Regions from separate parts of the Homo sapiens genome. Here regions 1, 2 and 3 are each linked to region 4. A link is a contact called in ENCODE Hi-C or POLR2A ChIA-PET data. All regions are on one chromosome and are shown on one strand. Each heading gives the region's core, a stretch centred on a gene start or an enhancer-like site at or near the end of the contact. The rest is flanking DNA. Distances are from core to core; before and after follow the strand shown. Region 1 holds the start of RLN1 (relaxin 1). Region 2 has its middle 22 kb from the start of LINC02851. Region 3 holds the start of CD274 (CD274 molecule). Region 4 holds the start of BRD10 (bromodomain containing 10).

Evidence for each region. Hi-C counts contacts between places; a loop is a spot of excess contacts on that map. ChIA-PET counts read pairs that join two places held with the same protein, here RNA polymerase II (POLR2A). Pooled maps may share reads with other maps.
Region 1: a loop to region 4 is called in a map of naive thymus-derived CD4-positive, alpha-beta T cell, with 6 times the contacts of the local background. The contact joins the promoter of RLN1 here to the promoter of BRD10 in region 4. A Hi-C loop is called at or near these places in 1 of 168 maps with a recorded cell type or tissue (naive thymus-derived CD4-positive, alpha-beta T cell) and 4 of 50 pooled maps. POLR2A ChIA-PET finds 5 or more read pairs at or near these places in 1 of 52 experiments (OCI-LY7).
Region 2: a loop to region 4 is called in a map of B cell, with 26 times the contacts of the local background. The contact joins the enhancer-like site here to the promoter of BRD10 in region 4. A Hi-C loop is called at or near these places in 15 of 168 maps with a recorded cell type or tissue (B cell, CD4-positive, alpha-beta T cell, CD4-positive, alpha-beta memory T cell and 10 more), 13 of 37 single-sample maps with no recorded cell type and 32 of 50 pooled maps. POLR2A ChIA-PET finds 5 or more read pairs at or near these places in 13 of 52 experiments (A549, A673, CD4-positive, alpha-beta T cell and 10 more).
Region 3: a map of CD8-positive, alpha-beta T cell shows a loop between it and region 4 (8-fold over the local background). The contact joins the promoter of CD274 here to the promoter of BRD10 in region 4. A Hi-C loop is called at or near these places in 5 of 168 maps with a recorded cell type or tissue (CD8-positive, alpha-beta T cell, esophagus muscularis mucosa and naive thymus-derived CD4-positive, alpha-beta T cell), 2 of 37 single-sample maps with no recorded cell type and 20 of 50 pooled maps. POLR2A ChIA-PET finds 5 or more read pairs at or near these places in 2 of 52 experiments (CD4-positive, alpha-beta memory T cell and activated CD4-positive, alpha-beta T cell).

Annotation. Positions count from the first base shown.
Region 1 is chr9:5,338,150-5,343,080 of GRCh38, forward strand. RLN1 (relaxin 1) reads right to left here and starts at 1,727. Exons shown (of 2, transcript NM_006911.4): 1 at 1,387-1,727. The coding sequence starts at 1,597. It also overlaps a transcript of RLN2 not described here.
Region 2 is chr9:6,680,078-6,684,742 of GRCh38, forward strand. No RefSeq gene overlaps it. Among named protein-coding and RNA genes, the nearest start is that of LINC02851, 22 kb to the right of the region's middle. RefSeq lists enhancers at 842-1,221, 1,128-1,876, 1,342-1,631, 1,702-1,821, 3,390-3,649. Within about 2 kb of position 1,599, at least 41 of the 41 ENCODE cell types and tissues checked have a DNase peak (open chromatin) inside an H3K27ac peak, as active enhancers do; they include A673, B cell, CD4-positive, alpha-beta T cell and 8 more, where a contact is called at or near this core.
Region 3 is chr9:5,449,292-5,453,881 of GRCh38, forward strand. It overlaps CD274 (CD274 molecule), which reads left to right and starts at 1,251. Exons shown (of 7, transcript NM_014143.4): 1 at 1,251-1,305. RefSeq lists enhancers at 1,028-1,077, 1,368-1,527.
Region 4 is chr9:6,006,853-6,011,753 of GRCh38, forward strand. BRD10 (bromodomain containing 10) reads right to left here and starts at 1,630. Exons shown (of 8, transcript NM_001017969.3): 1 at 343-1,630. The coding sequence starts at 935. MIR4665 (microRNA 4665) reads left to right here and starts at 974; the gene lies at 974-1,052. RANBP6 (RAN binding protein 6) reads right to left here. Exons shown (of 1, transcript NM_012416.4): 1 at 4,173-4,901. RefSeq lists silencers at 98-157, 548-707, 898-1,127, 1,178-1,697 and enhancers at 298-527, 659-1,160, 1,161-1,660.

The sequences.
Region 1 (4,931 bases), core at 477-2,976, 670 kb before region 4:
TTTCACGCTGCATTAATGTACATTTGTCTTTAATATGAGCATTACTACTTTTATAGTCAGAAAATGTGGAATAATAAAGCAAATGCAATGCAATCCGGTCTTCTCTACTTTTTATCACTAAATTCCTAGACGTTGTGGTATTTTTGTACTAATGTTATACAAAAGTCATGTAAAAACTGCCATTAAATAAATCAAACTCTAACAATGTAGAAAAGTAAATAACTTTAGAAGCATACTTTAAATCTCATAAAAGAGAAGTAAATGTATTTCTGTTAGAGTCATTTATATATAGTATATGCATATAGCCTATAAAATTTAGTTGCGGTTTATCATAAATTACATGTCATACTAATACAAAACACTTAGTATTTGCAACTGCGGTTACTTTCTCTGAATTTAATATGACCCGTTACACTTCTTAGACTAGTATATACCTCCATGAGTTTCCACTGCTACTTTATAAATACTAAAATATTTTTAAAAGCCATTTCAGATTGAGCTGTACTCAACTCTAAGAGCTTGCCTTTAAAGCAAACCCACTGCAGCTTCCAAATGCTTGAAAGCATCAGTAGGGTCTTCAGCTATGATGGTCTGAACGGCCTGCTTTCCTTGTCTCTGGTCCTCTTGAGTTTCTCCTAAAGGCATTCAAGCCTTTCCTTTCTCTTCCATCCCCTGCCTCACAAATGAACTTCAATACCCAGATCAAAGAAGCGGGAGGTCAGACTCTTTCCTTTGGGATTTTCTGTTTGTTTATTTTAAAGAACGTTTCCAATGGCAAAGGCCACAGCCCAACTTCTGGACTAGGAGAGTCATTAAGTGTAAGGCCCTTCCTGTCTTCCCATCACGGGACCCTCACAGAGACCTCAGAGTGTTGCCCCGTCCTACAGGCGCGCAAACAGGCTTGATAACTAGCGCGCCGCCTCAGTGTTTGTCCCCTCTCCTCTCTATCCGAGAAGCCCTGTTCAGGTGCCCCCACCAGCACGCCCGCTGTCTGGCCGCCTGGCTTTCCTGTGGGGTGCAGGAGTGCGCCCGGCCTCCTGCGGGTCTCCGGGCGGCGTCACCTCCTCTGAGGCTTCCCCTCCCTTTCCACCCCGTCGCTCTGACTGCCTTACGGAAAGGGCACCAAGGAACTCTCGGGTGAAGCAGCTTCCTGTTCTCAGTGCTTTCCCTCCGTCCGGTGAGATTCCCAGTGAGACTGTTTGAATAAAATCACCTGGCAAAGGAAAAGCCCAAACTTTAGGGACCAGCCACGGCTGAGTAGGGGCTGAGCGGTGGCAGCCAATGAGATCTCGAGTCGGACGTGCAGGCCGCCGTTCCAATTGGGCGGCCGCCCCAGAGTAACCAATGGGAAGCGCGGGAAGGCCGGGAGGGGGCGGGAGCTCTCACCTGCCACTGGTCTAGGTGTCTGAGGAGCATCTTCCTGGCTCAGAGACCTTTTGCTCCAGGTGCTCATGCCGCAAATGGCAATCTGCGCGCGAACTAATTCGCGGCCGCATAATTTAATAACATCGTCCTTCCATTTGGCCGCGACTGCTCTGGAAAATTGGTTCAGTAGTAAACAGAATTCTAGCAGGTGGAACAAGAACAGGCGAGGCATCCTGGGCCTGGTCTCTCCTGGAGGTCTGGGTGTTGCAGCCTTTCAGGACTGCGGCTGCTGTGGCCTACACACCTGGGCCTGTGTGCCTGTCCCGGGCTTTAGGCTGCTTTCCCTACCCGGCTCAACCAGTCTTTAGTATGGGCTATCACTCAGCTTTTAAGGCAAGGTTGCCAGCTCCACCCCTTTCCCACACCCCTCCACAGAATTTTCTCCTTCAGCTCTTGTTCTGCCTCTCCGCCCTTCCTTCATTTGCCCATTCCTCTGTCCTTGGCCCTTTTACAGTTTTGTTTTTCGCTCTTTTGTTACCCTGAAACAACTTTGTATACTTAGGTAAAGTTATTTTAGATATGAAGCCTTTCTTTTTACATACACAGAAATAAAATTGAGATCGCCAATATTCTTACAACCCAGTTTTCCAGAGTGAACATTTGCCAAAAACCCTTCTAACCTAAATAGGATTATAGATTACCTTATAAATTGGATTAATTAGTATAATGTTGGGCATATCAATCCATAAAAATATAATGGATGAATGAATAAATTGTTGATGAGAGGGAAAACTGATGACTTTTAATCTGAATCCAGGTAAAAAGATTAAAATCCCCAGTAACATCATTTTAGGCTTGTGCAGTAATGTCTTTAATTTACAAAACAATTTCTCCATTGGACTTTCCTTCCACTCCTGTGGGAGAAGTTTGATTGTAACTAGTTGTCTAAATATTTTAATTTAAAATTCTAGTCTATGTCTCTGGAGACTGGAGAACACACCACACACACAGAGAGAGAGAAAGAGAGAGAGAAAAGAAGAAGAGAAAGAAGAAGGGGAAAAAAAGCAGTGGACATCCCACATTCCCAGAAATAATATTTTGATAACAAATTACAGCACAAGGATATGTTCATTTGTTTACTGTATTTTGTGTTTGCTGCACCTGGTTAGAGGTGATTCTTTTTTTATTACCACCACCTAATTTAGCATTTTAAAGATCCACACAGTTCTAGATAATATGGTTAGTAGACGACCCTTCTACCTGTAAATTTTTAGTACAAATAGGTTCATTTTTAAAAATAACTTACTTGCTTGTGTTCATAATATACTCAGATTAGTTCAGCTCCATCAGATAAACTGGAGACATGCAGGACGTTATGGTAGCTTTGAAATAAAATAATAACAATCTCTTAGTTACAAACATAACTATGGAATCAAGTAATTCTAATTTCTAGATTGCTGGTGATTTCAGTAGGCCCACTTAACATTGGTCAAATGCCAAGCAATGTGTAATTCTTCAAAAAATACCTGACCAAAGCTATGAGATGGTTAGAGGCAATTAATGATTTTAAATGGATTTTCACTAAAACACACAGTTTGAGAAAGGCCTCTCAAAACTGAGGTTTGAAAATATTTTCGTGGGTTAACAGTCCTTGTAAAAACAATCCACGTGCTAGGCTGTACTCCAAATTAATTGCTCATTAAAAATGTAAATTTCCAGAGTTTTTTGTTTGTTTTTGGGTGATTTTTTTGAGACAGAATTTGGCTCTTGTCACCCAGGCTGGAGTGCAATGGTGCAATTTCGGCTCACTGCAACCTCCACCTCCCAGATTCAAGCGATTCTCTTGCCTCAGCCTCCCAAGTAGCTGGGATTACAGGCATGTACCACCACACCCGGCTAATTTTTGTATTTTTGGTGGAGACTGGGTTTCACCATGTTGGATAGGCTGGTCTCGAACTCCTGACCTCAGGTGATCCACCTGCCTCGGCCTCCCAAAGTGTCCAGGGATGTTTTGAAATTTTATGTTGCCTACATGGTTTTACAGAGTCCTTAAAACTGTCCAGTACAGTGGCCACTTTTCCATTTTACAGAAAGAAGAAACAGATTGAGAGTTGTTCAGGGTAATTTTGGCCAGCACATATGCCAGATGTGGGCTTACCCTACTGCTAAGGATCACAGGCAAATGCAAGATTCACAGTCTTTACAGGCACAACTAAAAGGCATTTCATGTCCTTTAAACAAAAAGGAAACCTTTTTAAGGAGAAACAACAAATATGTCCATGCATACAGCTGTCACATGCTGGAGGTGGGGTTCCAACCCATGTCTACTGGATTCTTCTACAGTAATGAGAGAGGACTTTAATACTCCACTCTCAACAACATACAGATCAAAGACACAGAAAATTAATACGGAAATATTGAAACTGAATTGCACTGTAGACAAAATGGCCGTAACAGATACATGCAGAACATTTTATCCAACAGCAGAATCCGCATTTTTCTCTAGTGCACATTCTCCCGGATAGACCATTTGGTAGGGCACAAAACAAGTCATAATAAATTTAAGATCAAAATCACATCAAATATTGTTCCTGACCAAGATGGTATGAAACTTAAATCAATAACAGGAAAAATATACGGACATTAAACAAAATGCTCTTGAACAACAAATGTGTCAAAACAGAAACAAAAAAAAGGAAATTACAGAATATCTTGAGACAAATAACATTGGAAACACAATATACCAAGACCTATGGGATGCAGCAAAAGCAGTTTTAAAAGGGAAGTTTATGTAATAACAATAAATGCCTACATTAAAAAAGAAGAAAAGATCCCAAATAAGTAGCCTAACATTACAGCTCAAGGAACTAGAAAAAGATGAAACTAAACCCAACTTTAGAAGAAGGAAAGAAATAATGAAAATCAAAAAAAGAAACAGAAAAATCAATACAACTAAGAGTTTTTTTGTTGTTTTTTGTTTTTATTTTTTGAGACAGAGTCTCACTCCATCATCGAGGCTGGAGTGCAGTGGCACAAGCTCAGCTCACTGCAACCTCCACCTCATGAGTTCAAGCGATTCTTGTGCCTCAGCCTCCGAGTAATTGGAATTACAGGCACGAGACACCATGTCTGGCTAATTTTTGTATTTTTAGTAGAGATGAGGCTTTGCCATGTTGGACAGGCTGGTCTCAAACTCCTGACCTCATGTAATCCACCCTCCTCGGCCTCCCAAAGTGCTGGGATTACAGGCATGAGCCACTGCACCCAGCCTAAGAGCGTTTTAAGTAAGCAAAACTGACAAACCCTTAACTAGGCTAAGAAAACAAAAGAGAGTACTCAAATATATAAAATCAAAAATAAAATTGGAGACAGTAGAACAGACACCTCAGAAATAAAAAAGATCATAACGAACACTAGTTCGTTATGAATAATTATATGCAAAAAATTTGGTAATCTAGAGGAGATATAGACATTCCTAGAAAAATACGAACTACCAACATTGAATCAGGAAGCTGTAGAAAGCCTGAACAGATAATTAACAAAGAAATGGAAGTAGTGATTTAAAA
Region 2 (4,665 bases), core at 349-2,848, 670 kb after region 4:
GTAATTTGTCTTCTCATGTTAAAACAACCTAATTTGGCTGGACGAGGTGGCTCACGCCTGTAATCCCACCACTTTGGCAGGCGGGTGGATCACTTGAGGTCAGGAGTTTCAGACCAGCCTGGCCAATACGGTGAAACCCCCCCACCGTCTCTACTAAAAATACAAAAAAAATTAGCCGGGCGTGGTGACGCACGCCTGTAATCCCAGCTACTCGGGAGGCTGAGGCAGGAGAATCACTTGAATCCAGGAGGTGGAGGTTTCAAAAAAAAAAAAAAAAAAGAACAAAACGTCTCAAAAAAAAACCCCCACAAAACAGAACAAAACAAAAAACCACATAACTTGGCTATGGTATTATTCCTTTCACATAATACTAGATTTTGCTAATATTTTGCTTACAGAGTTTCCCGTCTAGACTCATGAGCAAAACTTGCATACACTTTTCCTTCCATTCGCTGTTCTCGTCAGGTTTTCCTATCAGGGTTATGCTAGGCCATTAAAAAGTTTAAAAGTGTTACCCGCTTTCATCTTCCTTCCCCCTTTTATTCTGGAACTATTAAAGACTGGAATTATGTTTTCCTCTTATATATCGTTCAATTTGCCAGGGAAGCCATGGTGGCTTGCAGTCTTCTTTGTTGGAAGACTTTGGACTACTCTTTCAATTTGTTACTAAACTATGTAGGTTTCCCATTTCCCTAAACATGGAAACAGAAGACCTCCTAGGACGTCTCCATTGCGGGAGGGAGACTGCAGAGGTCTCCGGCCACAGGACTGAGGAAAACCGCAAAAAGACGCGGTCACTACTAGGCGGAGTTAAACTATGGAGCCGGTACCCCCAATACCCTGCCCGGCAAGGCCGCCTCGTGACGTCCCCGTCTGACAGAGTCCCTCCCCATAGGGCCGCGACAGAACCACCGCACGATGGGACACGCGAGGGTAAGCTCAGGTCTCAGCGCATCGTGTGGGCGTCGGGACAGCGTCCTGGGCACCTGTTCCTTCCACCTGCTCAAATCTCTTTCCCTTCTATGAAGAAGGGGGCTCCGGGCCCCATCCCCAGGGAGCAAGAAGACGCAGAGGACCGCGCCGGTTCAGGTGCCGCTGGAGAAATGGAATCTGACGGAGAAACTGATCTGGGGCGGCAGCCCGCTAGGTTCGCCTGACTCACTAAATGCTACTACAGTGCCCCACACGGACTGCCACGAGCGGGTCACGTGACTGGACTCTGGATCGGCTGTGCTGTGATGGCCGCGTAGCGCGCTGCTGTGCGCGCGAGACTATAAGCCTCTGGGCCGCCGGTGCCTCCGCGCGGTCACCGCCTCCACCCGCCTGGCCGCTTCCCTCGGCGCATGCGTAGCACACCGACTCCAGGATTGTTTCCCAAATCCCACTTCCGCCACTTCCTCCTCCCGAGACCAGCCAAGCGCGCCTGGCTGTCTGCCCTTCTTGGGCTCTTGGGGAGAACGTGGTCCGGGAACTGGCAGTCACGGGGAGGCAGCACAAGAGGTTTTCGCCCTCATGTGCTGGTGCAACTATCGCGACCATCACCCTGAGAACTGGAGGAAGGGTGCCGCAGGCAAAGAGTGGCGCGCCTGCAGATTCGGTTCCGCGCTTGGGGCTCTCGCGAGACCCGGCGCTGGAGTGTGGACCGCGCGTGCCGGTGACGCGTGGTGCAGACACGTCGCCGGTGCCTCTCTCCCTAGGCCTTCCTGGGGGTGAGCTTCCGTCCCAGACGTCTTCGGTCCTACACTGCTTCCATTTCTTTTTTTTTTTTTTCCTTCTTTTTTTCTTTGAGACAGGGGCTCATTCTATCACCCAGGCTGGAGTGCAGCGGCGCGATCTCGGCCCACCGTAAGCTCCGCCTCCCGGGCTCAAGCGATCCTCCCACTTCAGCCTCCTGAGTAGCTGGGACTCCAGGTGAGCGCCCTGCTAATTTTATATTTTTGGTAGAGACGGGGTTTCGCCATGTTGCCCAGGCTGGTCTCAACTCCTGGTCTCAAGTGATCCGCCTGCCTTGGCCTTCCAAAGTGCTGGGCTTACAGGCGGGAGCCACTGCACCCAGCCCTACGCCCCATCTTTCTGGGTTTCTGCCTGGTATTGTTACATCTCCAACAGGCTTAACTCAAAGCTGACTTTCCGCCTGTGCTGTATCTGCCCCATGGTCCTTTAGAGTATATAAAATATAAATGGCACTTTGGGAGGCCGAGGCAGGAGGATTGCTTGAGCTCAGGAGTTACTGACCAGCCTGGGCAACATAGTGAGACCCCCGTCTCATTAAAAAATAATAATGCAGGCAGGGCGCAGTGGCTCATGCCTGTAAACCGAGCACTTTCGGAGGCCAAGGTGGGCGGATCGCCTGAGATTGGGAGTTCGAGACCAGCCTGACCAACATGGAGAAACCCCATCTCTACTAAAAATACAAAATTAGTTGGGCGTGGTGGTGCGTGCCTGTAATCCCAGCTATTCAGGAGGCTGAGGCAGGAGAATCGCTTGAACCCGGGAGACGGAGCTTACAGTGAGTCGAGATGAGCCACTGCACTCCAGCCTGGGCAACAAGAGCGAAACTCCATCTCAAATAATAATAATAATACAAATAAATAAATGTACACACACAAATAAATGGACTTGATAGCGATTTTTTTAGGTTTTCAGCTGCCCAATTCAAGAAATGTATTTCTTCTTGTCCCTGATTTCCGTCACTGTCCCAAGGCAGTGGGATTAAAGCACCACTACCGTTTTTAGATCCTTGTGTTTGGCATTCCATGTCCTCCTCTCAAGACGTTTGACGTAACTTTCTCCATCTGCTCTGTTGAAACATATGCTTCAAAATCTTTTTTTTTTTTTTTTTGAGACGGAGTCTCGCTCTGTTGCCCAGGCTGGAGTGCAGTGGCGCGATCTCGGCTCACTGCAAGCTCCGCCTCCCGGGTTCAAGTGATTCTCCTGCCTCAGCCTCCCAAGTAGCTAGGACTACAGGCGCCCGCCACCAAGCCCGGCTAATTTTTTGTATTTTTAGTAGAGACGGGGTTTCACCGTGTTAGCCAGGATGGTCTCGATCTCCTGACCTCGTGATCCACCTGCCTCGGCCTCCCAAATTGTTGGGATTACAGGCGTGAGCCACTGCACCCAGCCTACCAGCCTAGACCTAGTTTTAGTTCCTTTTTTTGCTTCACTCCATTGTAGCTTAGGAAGCTAGTTTCAATTCCGGATTCTACCGTCTATCTGTATGACTGGGCCTTTGGTCAGTCTTTCTAAAATGAAGATTGCTCATTTTACAAATGAGTAAAAACTACCTGACATGTAGTGCAGGCTTTGTAAAGCACTCATCATGCTGCTTGTCATACTGTAAGCACTGATATGGCATAGGAAACCCAACCCCCAAACATAGCACCTTGGAAGTTGAGAAAACAGCATATACTGGAAGGCCACTGTCACATCTCCCTCACCCGTCTCTGAAGCAGGCCATAAAGCCTAGGAAGGTCATCCTCTTATCTCTCTTGAAAACCCTCATGTGGCAGGTGTCCTGCCCTATATCAGGGTGGAAGGAATGTCACACAGGGACACCAAGAATAATCTGAACAAACAGGTCTTGCTAATCTCATGCCCCCAATTTATTACCGTGAGATCATACCCGCTTTGTTCAATCATACTTCTGCACAACTATCCACTTTCTCAAACCTATGCATAAAAGTACACAGACTTTTCTTTGGGTCATTTCCTTAGGAAGACTCCCCATCATGTAAAACTTATATTACACAAATTTGTATGCTTTTCTCTTGTTAATCTGTATTTTGTTATAGGAGTCTCAGCCATGAACCTTACCATGGTTAAGGAAAACTTGCTTTTTCTTCTCTACACACTCAAATAAATTAGTTTGCCTCCTTTTCCATGCTTACCCAATATAAAATAGTAAAATGCCTCTTTTTTTTTTTTTTTTTTTTTTTTTCTGAGAGGGAGTCTCGCTCTGTTGCCCAGGCTGGAGTGCAGTGGCGCGATCTCGGCTCACTGCAACCTCCGCCTCCCAGGTTCAAGCAATTCTCCAGCCTCAGCCTCCTGAGTAGCTCGGATTATAGGTGCCTGCCACCACGCGTGGCTAATTTTTGTATTTTTAGTAGAGAAAGGGTTTCGCCATAATGGTCAGGCTGGTCTCGAATTCCTGACCTGAGGTGATCCACCCATCTTGACCTCCCAAAGTGCTGGGATTGCAAGCGTGAGCCACTGCGCCCGGCCTAAAATGCCTCTTAGTAAGACTTAATTTCTGTCCAGGCATGGTGGTTCATGCCTGTAACCCCAACACTTTGGGAGGCCGAGGCGGGTGGATCACCTGAGGTCAGGAGTTCGAGACCAGCCTGGCCAACATGGTGAAACCCCATCTCTAATAAAAATACAAAAAGCATTAGCCGGGCATGGTGGCGGTGCCTGTAATCCCAGCTACTCGGGTGGCTGAGGCATGAGAATCACTTGAATCCGGGAGGTGGAGGTTGCAGTGAGCTGAGATGGCGCCACTGCACTCAAGCCTGGGTGACACAGCAAAAATCTGCCTCAAAAAAACAAAATAAAAAATGAGAAAAAATACTTAATTTGTGCTGTGCCACCAAAAAATGTGCATGCTAGAAACTGTACTTTACACTATGACATTTTATGTAACTGTCTTATTTCCCCCATGAGACTGCA
Region 3 (4,590 bases), core at 1-2,500, 560 kb before region 4:
CCTCAAAAGTGATTTGAAAGAAGGAACATCTGAGCTGGGCCCAAACCCTATTGCAATTTTATTGGGGCCAAAGAGAACTCCATGCTCCTGCCAAATCAAGGCAGTGTCAGCCTCAATAATTTCCCAGATAAAAATAAAAATCTGTGATACAATCAGAATGTGAAAATTCTTATTTTGGAAGCAAATGTCATAACCAATGCAAGGGCTATCTCAATATTCATTCATTATGCAGTATTTTGAACTGCAGTTGAAATGAATAAGAAGGAAAGGCAAACAACGAAGAGTCCAATTTCTCAATTTAGAAAAAGAGAAAAAAAAGAAAAGGGAGCACACAGGCACGGTGGCTCAAGCCTGTAATATCAGCACTTTGGCGGATCACTTGAGGTCAAGGAGTTCGAGAAAAGAGAGCACCTAGAAGTTCAGCGCGGGATAATACTTAAGTAAATTATGACACCATCGTCTGTCATCTTGGGCCCATTCACTAACCCAAAGCTTTCAAAAGGGCTTTCTTAACCCTCACCTAGAATAGGCTTCCGCAGCCTTAATCCTTAGGGTGGCAGAATATCAGGGACCCTGAGCATTCTTAAAAGATGTAGCTCGGGATGGGAAGTTCTTTTAATGACAAAGCAAATGAAGTTTCATTATGTCGAGGAACTTTGAGGAAGTCACAGAATCCACGATTTAAAAATATATTTCCTATTATACACCCATACACACACACACACACCTACTTTCTAGAATAAAAACCAAAGCCATATGGGTCTGCTGCTGACTTTTTATATGTTGTAGAGTTATATCAAGTTATGTCAAGATGTTCAGTCACCTTGAAGAGGCTTTTATCAGAAAGGGGGACGCCTTTCTGATAAAGGTTAAGGGGTAACCTTAAGCTCTTACCCCTCTGAAGGTAAAATCAAGGTGCGTTCAGATGTTGGCTTGTTGTAAATTTCTTTTTTTATTAATAACATACTAAATGTGGATTTGCTTTAATCTTCGAAACTCTTCCCGGTGAAAATCTCATTTACAAGAAAACTGGACTGACATGTTTCACTTTCTGTTTCATTTCTATACACAGCTTTATTCCTAGGACACCAACACTAGATACCTAAACTGAAAGCTTCCGCCGATTTCACCGAAGGTCAGGAAAGTCCAACGCCCGGCAAACTGGATTTGCTGCCTTGGGCAGAGGTGGGCGGGACCCCGCCTCCGGGCCTGGCGCAACGCTGAGCAGCTGGCGCGTCCCGCGCGGCCCCAGTTCTGCGCAGCTTCCCGAGGCTCCGCACCAGCCGCGCTTCTGTCCGCCTGCAGGTAGGGAGCGTTGTTCCTCCGCGGGTGCCCACGGCCCAGTATCTCTGGCTAGCTCGCTGGGCACTTTAGGACGGAGGGTCTCTACACCCTTTCTTTGGGATGGAGAGAGGAGAAGGGAAAGGGAACGCGATGGTCTAGGGGGCAGTAGAGCCAATTACCTGTTGGGGTTAATAAGAACAGGCAATGCATCTGGCCTTCCTCCAGGCGCGATTCAGTTTTGCTCTAAAAATAATTTATACCTCTAAAAATAAATAAGATAGGTAGTATAGGATAGGTAGTCATTCTTATGCGACTGTGTGTTCAGAATATAGCTCTGATGCTAGGCTGGAGGTCTGGACACGGGTCCAAGTCCACCGCCAGCTGCTTGCTAGTAACATGACTTGTGTAAGTTATCCCAGCTGCAGCATCTAAGTAAGTCTCTTCCTGCGCTAAGCAGGTCCAGGATCCCTGAACGGAATTTATTTGCTCTGTCCATTCTGAGAACCCAAAGGAGTCCTAAAAGAGGAATGGAGGAGCCTAAGAATAAAAATAGTATAATAAAACATTTCTTAGACACATTGACCTTGGCCTATGTCAAAGTTCAGTCTGGGTTTGTCTTATAACACAAGGAGTAAAAGTACCATTGTTCTACCTCTTTTTTTAATACTTGAAAAAAATTTACTGTGGATGCTTTTCTATGAATTAAATAACCTTCTAAAAAATGTTTTCATTGCTGCATTCGATTAGATTGGGTAACTAAATGAAATTAATTCCTCACTGTTGGGTATAAAGGTTATTTACAGTGGTTCTGTCTTAGCCATTCACTGAACTCATTGCATATATATCTCTGGAATATTGCTGATTGTTTCCTTCAAGTAAACTTAGAAGTGTAACTACTTAGTCAAAGAGCCTGAATATTTTAAAGGCCTTTTGAAGAAAACTGAAAATGCTTTCCAGAAAGGATGTATCAGTTGACAATGACAGTCGTCAACAGTATTTAAGGAGAACTATGATACTCTGAAGAAAAACTTAGCCTTTCTCAGTAAAAGTAGGTAGGCAGAGGCCACATGACAGCAGTTAGAGTGTGGTCTTCAAGGAAGTCACAGAAATACTGTGGGGAATTGAAACCCCATGTGGAAAATGTACAAGAGTGTCTCAGTGTGACTGAGAAGGAGGTTGGGCATGGGGTTTCATGGAGTTTAATAAAGTTTGGTCACTTAGTAGAGGTTTAATAAATCAACTGTCTTAATCTTTGATCCTACTTAAGAATTTTTTTTTTGTTTTTGTAGAGATGGGGCTCTTGTTATGTTGCCCAGGCTGTTCTCGAACTCCTAGCCTCAGGCGATCCTCCCTCCTCAGGCTCCAGAAGTCCTGGGATTACTGGCGGGAGCCACCATGCAGGCCTCTTGCTCCTACTTTTGAGAAAGGAAGTTTAACCGGTTTTTTTTGTCTTTTTTTTTTTTTTTTTGAGACAGAGTCTCACTCTGTTGCCCATGCTGGAGTGCAGTGGTGCAATCTCAGCTCACTGCCTCCCGGGTTCAAGTGATTCTCCTGCCTCAGCCTCCCGAGTAGCTGGGACTACAGGCACCTGCCACCACGCCCAGCTAATTTTTGTATTTTTAGTAGAAATGGGGTTTCACCATATTGGCCAGGCTGATCTCGAACTCCTGACCTCAGGTGATCCGCCTGCCTCGGCCTCCCAAAGTGCTGGGATTACAGGCATGAGCCACTGCTCCTGGCTGCTTAACTTTTTCTCTATCTCATCCTCCTACCCATCCTACCCTTGGAAGATAGAGAAGTAGTATTAGTTCCATAGTGTTATACTGGGCTTCCCCCAGGGACAAACCCACTTCCCCAACCTGAATGAGCCATCACTTCTTCCCCAGTTTACATTTCATTGCTCTTTAAATGTCTCCATTCGGATATGGGAATTCACATATGGTCATAATTCTTACCTGAAGAAGATGTCAGTCTTCTTCTCTTAGACCAACTGCCCTGATATGAGGTTTAGAGGTTAAAGAACATGTGTGTATTTACATGATCTTTGTATTCTGCCTTTTCGTCCCTCACTAATGACAGCTGCACCCCAAGGAAATGGAGCTGTGGAAGAGAGGGTTTGATAAGAAATTAAGTAAATATTGGATCTAATCCATCACCCTCCAGGAAGCCTTTATTACTCCTAAAAATTTCAACCAAATTCATTAAAGGACAAGAACTCCACCAGAGTAGGCCATAAACATTGGCAAAATTAGTTGTAATCCATGACTAGATTTAATGTCCCTTTGTTTTATTCCCATATGGTTATAATGCTTTGCTTGGCATTAGGGGTATTTTAAGTTTTCTTCTGCCTAGTAAGTGAATTTGTGTTTATAATACAATAATCATAAAATATCACATTAATATTTTATAACTGTACAGTTATAAAATATTTTATAAGTAATATTTATATTTTATAAGTAATATTTTATAACTGTACAGTTAACTCTGGCCCAAGGAAAAGATAGTCTGATAGATGCTGCAGCCCCATTTTAGCAAATGTGACCTCACAGGCCTGAATGCCATCGCTATTCCACATCTACAGGATAGACGGAAAGGAAAGAAATAAAAAAATAGGTACCTAACACTGGCAAGAGGATGATGACTCATGTTATTTCACTTAACCTTTTTATCTTTTAACATGAAGGACTCATACAGGTTGATAAGAAACCAGTGACATAAACAGACCAAAAAATGATCAGATCTTTCAAATTAGCAAAAAAATAATATTTTTTAAACAATGGGTGAAAATACAGTGTAACAGTACCAATTATCAACATGTGTTGAGAACCAGAAAAATGTTCTTTTTCTTTGATCAGCAACACTATTTGGGAAAATCTATCCTCAGGGCCTAGCCTGGGGCCCTGGCACACAGTAGGCACTCAACGAATATTTGCTGAACACACAAATACTTATGATATTTTAAAAAATTGGCAACAATCTGATACCTAACAATAGAGGGATTAAATATTATGGAACTGTTAAATAAGATGCTTATGAATACCATGCAGTAAGATGGGCAATATTTATGCCATAAGCTTTAATGAAACAAATGGGTATTAAATGTATGATAAGGTTATAAATTACTTTTTAAAAGATTACAGGGAAAAAAATTGAAAGATATACACTGAAATGTTTTTTGCTCACAGTGGTGACAAGGTTTCTCAGCACTGGCACTGTTGACGTTTTAGGCTGTATGTCTTTGCTGTGGGAGGCTGGCCTGTGCACTGCAGGGTGTTTGGCAGCACTCTTGGCCTCTGCCCCTAGATA
Region 4 (4,901 bases), core at 380-2,879:
AAGTTGCAGGTCCAACTTCCATCCCACAAAAACTGTTCCTCTGCCTACACGTGCAATTCTTCCTACGGGACCCATTCCATTTTACATCTGCAAACTATACCCAGCTCTTCAGCGCTGCAGACTCGGGTTTCCTTCTCAGTCTACGCGCAAGCCGGGTTCGGCCCACACCCACCACACCCCTCCGGTCCCCGCCCAGCGCCGCTCCTCCTCCCGGGCTTCTCCAGCACCGACTCAGCACCTATCAGCGCCGCCCCCAGGCCCCTGGCCCAGCCCATCCTCGGGCACGTGTGAGTGTGTGTTTGTGTCAGTCTGTCAGTCCCACCGGGGACCGGGCTCGCTTACCGAGAGAGAAGCGCTAACTTCTGCTCCAGCATCATCTCCAGCTTCTGGCCCTGTTTGGAGATCCAGTGGTCCACTCCGTGCAGGCGGTAGCACGTCTCCAGCATCAACCTGAAGTCCGCCACGAACTCGGTGATGCCCCCGTACTGGCCGCTGGCGAACTTCTCTTCCATCTGCAGCAGACACATGCCCTGTCCGGGCTGCTGCGGGAAGGCGCGACCGCCCCGGCCCCCGCTGCGCGGCCCTTCCGCCACCTCCTCCTCCGCGGTGGCAACGCCCCCCAAGGGCTGCAGAAAGGGGGCGGTGAGGCCCCGGTGCTTCTCCTGCAGGAACTCGCCCAGGATGCGGTAGCCCTGCTGTAGCTCGTAGGTCAGCTCCTGCTCCTTGCAGCAACCGCCTCCGATCACCATCGCCTCCATCTCTTCCTCCTGATCGTCCGCGTCCTCCAGCGAGGAGGCACTCCTTCCGTGGGCCGGCCCTGAGGTCTGGGCCGCCGCTGCCACCTCCTCCTCGTCGTCCTCTCCTTCGGCCGCCGGTGGCGGCCGCTCTTCCTCCCCAGCCGGCTCCATCGCTCCCGGCGTCCCGGGCACACTCATGCCCCGGCAGGCCTAGGCTGGGCGGTGTGGAACAGCCGCTCGAGGTGCTGGGGGACGCGTGAGCGCGAGCCGCTTCCTCACGGCTCGGCCGCGGCGCGTAGCCCCCGCCACATCGGGCCTGGCTCTCCTCAGCCGCCGGCTCGGCTCGGTGCGCGCGGGGGTCTTGAGCTCACCGCCGGCGGGGCGGGGTTACATGGCGCGCGAGGAGGGGGGAGAGAAGAGGAGAGCCTAGGTGCCCTCCTCTCCCCTCCCCCCCGGCGGCGGCGCGCGCACGGCCCTCGCCGGCCTCACCCCTCCGCACCCCGCCCGCCTGCTCTTCACCGGCCAGGCCCTGCCGGGTCGCCGCGGCCTCGGCGCCCCACCCCCTCCCGGGCCAGCGGGGGGCTGGGAGGGGGCGAGGAGGAAGGGGGTTCTCCTCTCCCCTCCCCGGAGGGGGCCGCAGCGGCGGCTCCGGCTCCTCCTCTCCCTCACACCCCCTCCCGCCCCCCTCTACCTGCGGGGGACACGGGCAGAAGGAGGCGGTGCACGGACGGGGCCCGGCGACAACTGTCAGTTAGAAGCCCCGCTGGGCGGTGAGGGGGGAGAAAGGGGAGGGGCAGGGAGAGAAGGGGGAGGGCACTCAGCCCCCCGGCTGGGAAGAGCTGTGGAGAGAAGCAAAGAAAGAGGCCCTGTCGCCATCCCCGGTGCGCATGCGTAGTAGAACAATTCCCCCCTCCCCCCCCGCCACCATCGTGCCCCGCCCCGCTACGCAAAAGGAAGAGCTTCGGCTCAGCTACAGGCCCAGAAGCCTGCTAGGGTTGCGCGGACCAATGATGTAATCAATCGTAGGCCAATCGAACATGTTGATGGAGGGGGAAGCAAGGCGCCTGCGCAGCTTAATTCGCTACCGCCTGGGAAGGTGGCCAAAAGGCTTTTTTTAAAGCAAGTGCTTCAAGAGGAAACTTCTTTTGCAAGACCCGTGTTAGCCCCCCAAACTAAAATTAAAGTTGCTAGATAACCTTTGTTAATGGCAAATGAATAGTGAGAAAGCGCAAAATGTAAATCTTCTCTACTATAAAATTTACATTCTGTTCCCACCCTTTCTCCCTTGTGACTGCGGGTCTTCTATATATAACCAGAATTTTGAGAAGTTTAGAAAGAAAGTTTAAGGACTCGACCATACGTTCACATGCAGAAGAAAAGGAAGTGATTTTTAGAACCCCAGCTCTTAACATCAATTCATATTTTGGAACTAATTCCATGTTTTCAGTTACAAATTTCCACCCTCCCGATTCTTGAGATCTGTTAAGAATAAAGAGAATGGAACCTCATTTAAACAAATTCTTGGGACTGAAAACAGTCAAAATAGTTCATGTCTGAGTTGTACAGCATTAAACAGTTGTTTGCATGGGCTGATAATCTCACTACATTTTACAATTACTGTTTAATGACTAAAAAGTGGACTCATCATTCACATTGGTTTACATGTTACTTAAAATTAGTTGGGAGGTAGGAATTCATGGTTCCATAAAGCAAATACTACTATTTCCTCATGTTCTATTTGAAAGACGCACATATTATTTTTTCTAGGTACACAGAACCCTCGTTAAAACCTAGAATTACCTAAACACAAAAACAAAATTACAGAAATCATGCATTTTAAAAGTAAAATGTGTATAACTAAATGATTAGGATACTCTGACTCTTGCAATTGTTTACTTCTCATTAATGTGAACTTTAAAGCAGTGATAAAATTTTTTTTTAACCTCAAAGCTGTTTTTGTCCAGTAAGTTAAGTATCACTCTTAAGTAAAATAGTGAAGCGGGAACGCTCTGTTAGGGTATTCACACTGTCCTCCACACATACCTTTTATCTAGTATTCGAGGTCTCCTCTCATCAGACATTTGTAATATATAACGCATTTACAGGGTTCTCTCCCCTCAGAGAAGAGTCTGTGGACTCTGAAGAGTCCACAGAACCTCAGCTCACAGAAAGAAAAATGCAGGGATCAGTCTTACTTCAGCACCTGGCAACCAAAACGTGTGTCTGACTAGACATTCCTCCTTTCTTTCGACAAAGCCCAGGAATCTGAAGCCCAACGTACCCAAGCAAACATCCTCTACTCCTCTTTAGTCATCAGCTCTATTTCATGACTCTTGGACAATATTAGCTTACATTATTGAACCCTGTGCCACTAAGCACTTTATATTCATTGTCTCCTTTAATCTCACAACAAGCCTATCAGCTAGGTATTAACCTTATTTTTCAGATGAGGAAACTGCCTCTTAGTTTAAGAAAGTTGTTAAACAAAGTTAAAATCTAGGTCTGTCATACTTCAAAAACTCCAGGTGCCTAATTCCAAGTCATCTGGCAGAATTTCTAATTCCTCATACATAAAAGTGTAGGGAATTGCTAGAAATGTTGATAAAGGGTTTCTTAATTAAGATTATATAAAAGAGAAAGGTGTGGGTGAGTAGAAGGAACCTCAACTCTAGGTTATGAAGAGGTCAAGATGATAGCAACTTAACTATAATGAAAGTAGGATCGGGTCCTTGATCTTAAAAAAGAAACTCTATTACACAAGAAATATGGGCTGGGCACGGTGGCTGACACCTGTAATCCCTGCACTTTGGGAGGCTGAGGTGGACAGATCACCTGAGGTCAGGAGTTCTAGACCAGCCTGGCTAACATGGTGAAACCCCGTTTCTACTAAGAATACAAAAAATTAGCTGGGAGTGGTGGTGCGCACCTGTAATCCCAGCTACTCGGGAAGCTGAGGCAGAATTGCTTGAACCTGGGAGGCGGAGGTTGCAGTGAGCCGAGATCGTGCCATTGCACTCCAGCTTGGGCAACAAGAGCAAAACTACATCTCAAAACAAACAAACAAAACAAGAAATATGTTGGTTGTAGGTATGTAGGTAAATTAGAAAATATAGGTAAGTGAGGAGAAAATTTGCCACTTAATCCTACCACCTAGAGAAAACCTCTATTAATACTTTGAGGTGGGATTTTTCTATTCATTCTTCTATACTTTATTTATCTTAAATATACTAAAAATTGTGATCATACTATACATAATGTCCTTAATTTTCCTTTTTCCCCCATTAGTAATAATTACATGGAATGGACAGAATTGCATATCTAAAATCTCAACTTTATATTCTTGTCAACAATAGCCTAAATAGCCTGCCAATATGAATGAGTAGGGAATGGATTGGGAAAATTCTAAAGTAAAAGAAGTTCCAGACACAATAGAGGTACAAACAACAACAGCAATAACAGCTACAATTTATTGAGCACTTACTAGGTCTTAAATATTTGCTAAATACATACACAGTACTCACAATAGCCCCAGGAAATTATAGATGTATTTAAGTTTTGGATCAATGAGTAATCGTTAGCTGAGTAGAAAGCTCTTTTCTACCCTACAATAAGCTCGACATTAAAGACTGACATTCCAATTAATATAATTAACCCTGGACTTATAGAACTGTTTTCTCATAATAATGCACATCTACTGCTAAATGACTACTCTCAAAGTTGTTTTCTTTTTCATGTTCAAAGAAAATTACATTTCTTTCCTTTCACTTTTCCAATAGAATACTCTTCAGTTCTACTCTAGAATCTCTTAGGAAATTATTTGAAATAGAAATCAATTTAAGCCCTATAACTAGAGCTTTTTCTCTTGTTGAGCTGCTTTGCAGGGAGAAAATGGCATACATATACAAAATAATACTCTGCTGAAACACATAACACTGACTCCCAAGAATACTGCTTACTTACTCTTTGTCAAACACTGTTACATGCTACCAATATTAGATGTATCAGGACTCCCTTTTCAGTAACTATGGTTCTTGGAGTCCTGGATAACTTAAAAAAATAGAGACCTGTCTGGCTAAAGAAATTTAAAAGTTCTCTAACTCTCAACCAGACACCTTGGGAACTACAATATGGATATGTCCTACCCAGTTCCCAGGAGTACATTAT